Regions from separate parts of the Mus musculus genome. Here region 1 is linked to region 2. A link is a loop called in an ENCODE intact Hi-C map of the cell type or tissue named here. Cell type or tissue: heart. All regions are shown on one strand.

Region 1 (4,000 bases), 160 kb after region 2:
CATATTGACTCTGCACTTTGAGTATCAGATTGGCACAGACCCCACACCTAATACCCAAGTGAACTAGACGGGTGTGTCTGCCCTGGCCTGAGTTCTCACTCTCCATGCATTTCCACTTGAGGTCTTAAGCTATCTTGAGCTAACCCAGATCCTGAGGATGTAAGTAGAGTGATTCCATCTTGATCATTTGAAACTGGCCACTGAGAGCTTCTCAGAGATCTGAGGAGACAGGTGGGACCAGGAGATGATGTTGGGGTGGGAGGAAACAGTCATCTTGTGGGCAGTGTAAAAGATGTAAACCCAGGGACCAAGTCCTCCTTCTGTATCCCATACTTCCTTGTCCAATTAGTGGGACAAAGGTATTTAGGGGAAATGTTTGGGGAACTTTCTATCGGACGTCTGAGTCAAATTCCCAAACCATGTAGAATACGATAGAGATCCTCAGTTTATCTTTAATGTCAAAGTCTGCATGCATGTCCTCTTCTGATCCCCTGTAGAATCTATGAGTATTGTGTAGTTCTCACCTACAGGTGAGGTGATAGGAAGCTGTGCAGTTTGTTCAATGTCTAGTAGATGGGTAATGCTGAGGCAGGACTCAAACCCACACCCGCCTAAATCCCAGCCCTTGTCTAGCTCTGCCTTCTGCTCTGATGAGAATGTGACTATCAGCTCATGGTCTCCTCCTGTGAGTCACAGGCACTTCCAGAATGAAAGACTCTGCTTTAGACAAGCCACTCATCCACACAGGGAGACACACCCATTTATGTGTAGCCCACAACAGTTCTTAAGGGTTTCTTCAAGCCAAATGACTACTGTCCCTGGCAATAATGATCCAGTGTATAAAGGACTTAAACAAGGATGAGAAAGCAATTGGTTGGGATCTATAGCTATCATTCCTAGGTACAGGTTTTATAGAGTGTGAGCTACATACTGTAAGTATACAAGTCAATATGTTTGGCCCAAATGTCACCTGTATAACCACCACACTTAATTTACCAACCTACTACCATTATTCCAGAATTTTCCTTTTTCCTCCTTTCTACTCAATTCTTACCCCACAGATACCCACCATTCTAGCACTGGAGATCAGTATGCCTAGCACAGGTCTTTCAAAGTTAGAGCTGTAGAGTCCGTACATGTGTCTCACTTTTGGGCCTATCACAGTTAGAGCTGTAGAATCTCTGCATGTTTCTCACTTCTGGGCCTAGCATATTTTTGAGCTTCTTCTCCTTTGTTGCAGATATCACGAATACCATTCTTTTTGTGGGTGAGTGTTAACCCAACTTGTTCACCCTGTTGATGAGTATGTGAGTGCTCTGATTTTTGGCGATTACTCGTGAAGGCAGGATGCTTTTCTAAGTCTCTTTATGGTCACACACTCCTTTTTCTTCTCTGGTAGTGGGATGCTAAGTCATTGACAAGGGGCACATGCAACCGAAATGTTTAAATTCTGTCAAAGAGTTCTCTGCGATGATTTTTAGAAGGCCAGGGTCCTTGCTTCTCCACATCATCGTCTACATCTTGGTTTTTCATTGTATTTCTGGTGACCAGCCCCTCATTTCCCTATCAGCTAATGAAATTAAATAACTTTTCACAGTCTTAGCTAAAATTCATAGCTTACTACAGAATTTGTTGCTCCTATAGATAGGACCCAGTCTTATTTTAGGAGGCTATTTGCATAATAAATAGGAAAAAAAAACCTTGGCGCCAGACTTAGGTCCACATCTTCATTCTGCCACTCACTATCTCCGATGACTTTTGCCCTGGAGTTCATCCTTCTTTCCTCGTTCCCATGTCCTTGTAAGGTGTCCTTCCTCCTCTCTCTTCCATGCAGAGCTGATTCCTCTAGAGAGAACAGGAATCCTAAACTGAGCCAACTAGATCCCTCCCTGGGAAGTCTGAGAAAGAAGAGAGGGATGGGTGGAAGAGGGAAGAGGGAGGACGGGAGAGGATGGAAGAAGAAGGGGGGACCAGAAGAAAGAACCCAGCAAAGGTGTTTCAGATGCTAAATCAATAACAATGGCACTGAACACCGTCCTGGACACTGTCAGCACCCTTGCCTTCAACAGATGGACCACTCAGTATGAAGGGAGCCAGTCTGCGTGACAGAGGAGAATTATTCAGACTGCAGAACAGCGTGCAACGATGACCCTGATGAAGGGCGGTGAATGTTACTTTCCTTCTCTCTAGAGGACATCACAGGACTCAGTGGTATGTGCTTCTGGGAAGGCCGAGTCTCTCAGCATTTAATCAGGATCTTCCTGCCTCCAAGTACCGTGTATCACTTCCTGGCTTGAAGCAGTGAAAATCCCCTGTGAGAGTCTCCGGTCTCGCACTTCCCCTGCTGGGGCAAATTCATAAGCTTCACGTTGAGATGACAGATCCAACAGTACAGAAGCAGCTGAGTCCCTGAGTCACCACACAGAGGACAGCTGTCCTGGAGAGCCACACAGGCCTGAAGGCTGGGAAAAATATAGCGTTTGTTGTCTTATGCCATGGAGATCTTGAAATTGTCATAACTTAGTTCATCCTTGTTCATAGCCTGTCTGAGCCTTAGTTCCCTATTGGGTAAAACGGGGATATGTTTGTTATTCGTGCATGAAGTAATGTCGTCTTTGAGGTAGTTTCCACGGTACCTACACAGAGAAGCATTGTGAAGAAGCATAATTTCTTCTCCTTAAGCATGTGTGATCTCCTGGCCCAGTGTGTTCTAGTACAGTCTACATCTACCAGATACTTACATCAGTAGGATCCAGTCAGTGTACATACAGTGTCATGGGACACACATTCACATTATTCTGAAGGGTTTACAGCCATGTCTAGAGGGATCTGTGTGGATAGGTATGGCTTGTCTTTGTCAAGGAAGGCGAGAAGGACTAAGGGTGACACAGGGCTGCAGACTGATTTACCCCTGCTGCCAAAAGCTACAGATCTCATTTTGTTCACAGGGAGTGGGGCCAAGCACCCAGGGCTCTTGTGGGATGCTCTCCTCTTCTTCCTTGCTGTGACAGATGGACAGTAATCCACAAGCCAGCACTGAGGAGAAAGAAGATTGCCCTGCCAGCTGGTCCTAAAAAAAAGAAAGCAAGGAAAATCCATGTCTCTGTGATATACTGAAAGCACCAAGGTTTAGCCTTGGACATCCTTCCTGCACCCCATGTATGCATGTCCTGCCAAACCGGACTCTGTACACTTCCACACCACTATTCATGTGTGTGTGCATGTGTGTGAGTGTGTGTGTGTGTGTGTGTGTGTGTGTGACTTGAAAGGACCCAGATAGAGCTGTCTCTTGTGAGACTATGCCGGGGCCTAGCAAACACAGAAGTGAATGCTCACAGTCAGCTATTGGATGGACCACAGGGCCCCCAATGAAGGAGCTAGAGAAAGTATCCAAGGAGCTAAAGGGGTCTGCAACCCTATAGGTGGAACAACAATATGAACTAACCAGTACCCCCCAGAGCTCGTGTCTGTAGCTGCCTATGTATCAGAAGATGGCCTAGTCGGCCATCAGTGGAAAGAGAGGCCCATTAGTCATGCAAACTTTATATGCCTCAGTACAGGGGAACGCCAGGGCCAAGAAGTGGGAGCAGGTGGGTGGGGAATGGGTGGGGGAGCGTGTGGGGGACCTTTGGGATAGCATTGGAAATGTAAATGAAATAAATACCCAATTAAAAAAATAAATAAATCTTAAAAACAAACAAAAAACAAAACAACAACAACAAAAAAAAAACCACACACACAAAAGACAACAAGAATTAAAAAAAAAAAAGAAAAGAAAAGAAAAAAAAGAAAGTCATACTGGGGCTCAGCAAAACTCATCATCATTCTTTCCTACAATTCTGTTTGGCATTTACCACACTTGGTGTTTACAGTTTGAAAGGCCTCCCACTATGGCCAACACTTCACTCTCCAAATTAGCATATTCACCCAGCCAAAAAGGACACAGTCATGAGAAAAGGATTTGACACTGACATCCATGTCATTTTACAAGCTAAAATGA
Region 2 (4,000 bases):
CCATGGTTGCTCCATTTCTCTGCTTCTCCAACTCAGTTATCCCATCGGTAAATGAAGGTCTGAATCAGGTCTGAGACACCTTTCTGTACAAAGGCAAAGGCAGATCCCAGTCCTTACAGTCACCCAGACATCGAAGGTCGGTGGTAGAACAGGGACTGTCTAGCAGCTCAGCACATTCCATTTCTGCCCCACCCCCACCCCCAGAGTCCTTTGCCTCTGCGGTGAATCTCTCTGTGCTGCATTGTATATTTGCCAAGCGGATGAAACATTTGCGAATAGTGGCATTTTCACAGTGCCTAGTATAAGCAGGATGGCTCCTCTTCCATGGTGATTAGAACTGGCTTTCCTCGGGTGCGTGCAAGAAGACAGGTTGTACGATTCTTAGCTGAGGATAAAAAGCTTGAATGGAAAGGTCTATAGATAGTAATCTTTTGACCTTGAGGGAGATAGAAAAAAACCCCACACATATATGCTAGTTTGTACACAGAAAGCAAACCGCTGTGGCATTTACATGAGGAGAAAACTTGGTTGCCTGCTCACAGGTAAACGGAGAACAGGATTGTTAACGACAGAAGTTAACATGGTTTTTTTTTCTAAAGTGAAAAGTATTGTATGTAATTAGATTAAAAAGAGATATCTGGGAAGAAAGGGTGACTGGAATCACAGTGGAGTGGACAAAGGCACATTTTGATTTGATTGGCTTGTTATTAGAGGTATCTCTGGGGTTGTCCTCTTGCTCCACAGCTTGGCAGGATGTTGCTGCAGAAAGTTGTGTGTGGCCGTCGTCTGGACTAACTGAGTGACAGTAGTAAGCAATGGGCAATGGTGCTCACAGGTTCCTGCAGAGAGTGTGTGGAAGCCTTTCGAAGAGCAACCAGCCAAGTGTCATCTCTGAGGACAGTCATGTTGTTTAAATCAAGTCTGGCAAGTGCAGTTTTGAAATGGAAATCACCACTACCGATACCCTACAGTGTGGAGTCCCATCCTTTGTCAATGGGAGGCTCCAGGCTCAGGCTATTGTAGGCTTGTGTCCTCAGTCTCCATGAATGGACAGGCAGACACTCTGAGCAGCAGCGAGGTGATGATTGTGTGTTAGCCAGACAAGGGAAAGAGATGTGCCAGATGTTTTCTGCACCGTGGGATGCTGAATAGGCTACCCATTCTCTCTTCTTTCTTCCCGTGCAGCTAAAATAGAATGGGGAAAGTCAGACAAACCCTAAGAAATAGGAACAAGCAGTGGGCTCCAAGGAACTGCTTAGGAAGGTGTGCAGTGAGGTTGCCTTCGCCCTCATCCAGCAGCTGGGGCTTTGTGTTTGGAAACAAGGCAGACGGACGGATGGACGCAGCCTTCTCTCTCAGCCTCCTGATTTCTCCCTCCATGCCCTCCAGCATAAATTAAGTGCAGAAGTAAATGAACAGCTCCACGTTGCCACTTTGTGTTGTGACTGGGATCTCGGGCTGAGACCAGAAAACTCCTAGCAGCCTGAGATGAGAACAGAGAGGAACTTGTCAGGCAGCCTCAAGGAAGGAAGCGGACCCAAGAGTAAATAGTTTGGTCCTTGGCTAAAAGCCACAAATATCCCCCGTTCTGTCAGCAGTTCTGTTCAGTGGCCAGGGATGCCCTCGGGAGGTTGATCTCAGCATCTCTCTCCCCCTAAATGAATACTGCCTGGACCTGAGGACACAGCAAACTGAGAAGAGGTGACCAGCTCACCCTCTACCTCATGTCCCACTGTAGTTCCTGACATCCAAACCCTTAGACTAACAGGGACACACTCCTGTTCTCTGGGAACTCTGCCTACTCCCTCAAGCTGCCACCATAAATCTGTGATCCAGATCTTTTCTAATTCGTGCCCCTGTGGTCTATGAATTTCGCTCTTTTCAGATTTGCAAGGTGAGAATCAGAAGACCAGTGACTTGGAAGATTTTTTTTTTTTTTTTTTTTTTTTTTTTTTTTTTTTTTTTTTTTTTTTTTTTGTGCTCAGTGGATCCATTGCATTCTCCCAGCGAAGGATTGCGTTGGCCCTGATGAACTTTTCCAAGGTTGGGTGCAATCTATTGAGATCTTGATTTAATCCTTTGTGCTGAAGATTCTAGCAAGATAGGCACCTAAGAGACATCCTTGCAAAAGTGGCTCTTTAAGTCATGGGGAGGGGGGAGAAGGGTAAGGCTGACTATTGGTTTAGTGAGACTTGCTCATTAGACCTTGACTAGCTTCCTCTATCAGTGTACCCACCCAAGATCTGCAAGTCGTCTTCCAGGTCTTGCAGGGAAAGAATTGTTGCTATTCCTCAGATCTCCAGATGGTGCCCTATACAAACCACAAGTTAATAACGGAAAAACAAACAGAAGTTTATTAACATGTGCATTGTGCTAAGACATGGAAATACCCAGAGATAAGTAACCCTCCCCCCACAAGTCAATGACAAGAACATAGACAGTTTTAAACCGAGTCAAGGCAGCTGTAGGAAGGTGAATGGGACAAGCAGGTGAAGAGAGTTGTTCAGGAAGGTACGTCATGTGGATTCCTCCCTTTTCTGGTGTGGGAGAGACTTCTCAAATGGAAATTTCCTTTATAAATGAATTCCTTCACGAAGGAAAACACACATCCTGTTCTTAGGGCCTTTCTTGTGTCTGCTGATTCTCTTTGACCTCTGGCTCAAAATACCTACACACCTAAGAGGCAACCGGGAAGAGGACTTATTCTCGAACTTCTCAGGCTCCTCCTGGCACCGCTTCCACATGCCATCTTACAGCTCACTCGGCAGCTTCTCTGCAAGAGATCGTTTGATGCTGGTCTAACAAAAAACCCAAGGCTGGGTGCTATAAAAAGGAAAGTGGTTTACTCAGCTCATGGCTCTTGAGATTCAATAACATGTTGCCAGGCTCTTCTTGCCTCTGGTGAGAGCCTCACATGGCAAATGGTACCATGGTGGCAGAAATATGTAGAACAGTTACCATATACTGTGATAAGAAATGAGGGCAACTCAGGATGGGACAGAGGGTCATGCTTACCCTGTTCATAACAATCAGGGACCCATAAGCACTATATTAACCCCTTCCAAAGGCACCATCCACAATGAGCTAAGTTTCTTTCCTTCTTTCCTTCTTTCCTTCTTTCTTTCTTTCTTTCTTTCTTTCTTTCTTTCTTTCTTTCTTTCTTTCTTTCTTTCCTTCCTTCCTTCCTTCCTTCTTTCTTTCTTTCAGATTTATTTATTTATTTATCTTATGTATATGAGCGCATAACAGAAGAGGGCGTCAGATCACATTGCAGATGGTTGTGAGCCACCATCTTGTTGCTGGGAATTGAACTCAGGACCTTTGGAAGAACAGTCAGTGCTCTTAACCACTGAGCCATCTCTCCAGCCCCACGACCTAAGTTTCTTATACTAAGCCCCACCTCTTAAAGGTCTCACCACCTCTTAATATTGTTGCATGCAAGCATCCAGCATGAACCCTTAGGAAACAAACCAAACCCACAGCATAACATATGCCCTACACCAAGAAAAAATTCATGGCTCTACCTTGACTGACAATACAAAGTCCCACCCATTCCTCTGACCCAAAGCCCTGTGCAGTCATCAGTCAGTCAGTCACCCGGGTACACTGCCAAGGACAAGTAGACAAAAAAAAAAAAAAAAAAAACCTTTACCTTATATCTTCCACTTGTCTCTTCCTGGTTTTCCTCTATTTTAGACACATTTCTGTTAACTGTCACAAAGTATGTTTGTCAAAAGATTTACATATTGACTTGATGAAACTGCCATGCCCAGTTGTTTGTTTAAGACCTGTGTAGATACTGTTCTGCAGATACTGTTTTGAGTGTGATTAGCATTTAATATCAGTAGGATTGGAGTGAAGCAGTTTACCCTTCCAAACGTGGGTGGGCTTGGAACGCTGAGCAATGACAACGAATGATGATTAGCAAGTCTTTTCTTCTCACCGAGACCAAATACCAGACAAGAGGAGACACTAGGAAGTCGAGGGTGTCTTTAAAGGG

The links. Hi-C counts contacts between places; a loop is a spot of excess contacts. Peaks named below come from ENCODE experiments on the same cell type or tissue, not always from the same donor. Only the 100,000 strongest peaks of a DNase experiment are listed, where the experiment ranks them.
Region 1: a loop joins it to region 2, with 1.8 times the contacts of the local background. A loop is called at or near these places in 1 of 42 quality-filtered maps.

What each region holds. Positions count from the first base shown.
Region 1 is chr13:43,899,306-43,903,305 of GRCm38, reverse strand. No RefSeq gene overlaps it. Among named protein-coding and RNA genes, the nearest start is that of Gm23117, 29 kb to the right of the region's middle. In heart, a CTCF peak has its summit at 2,366; a DNase peak (open chromatin) is centred at 2,295.
Region 2 is chr13:44,059,692-44,063,691 of GRCm38, reverse strand. No RefSeq gene overlaps it. Among named protein-coding and RNA genes, the nearest start is that of Gm33489, 17 kb to the right of the region's middle. In heart, a CTCF peak has its summit at 2,294; a DNase peak (open chromatin) is centred at 1,601; H3K27ac peaks cover 3,106 bases.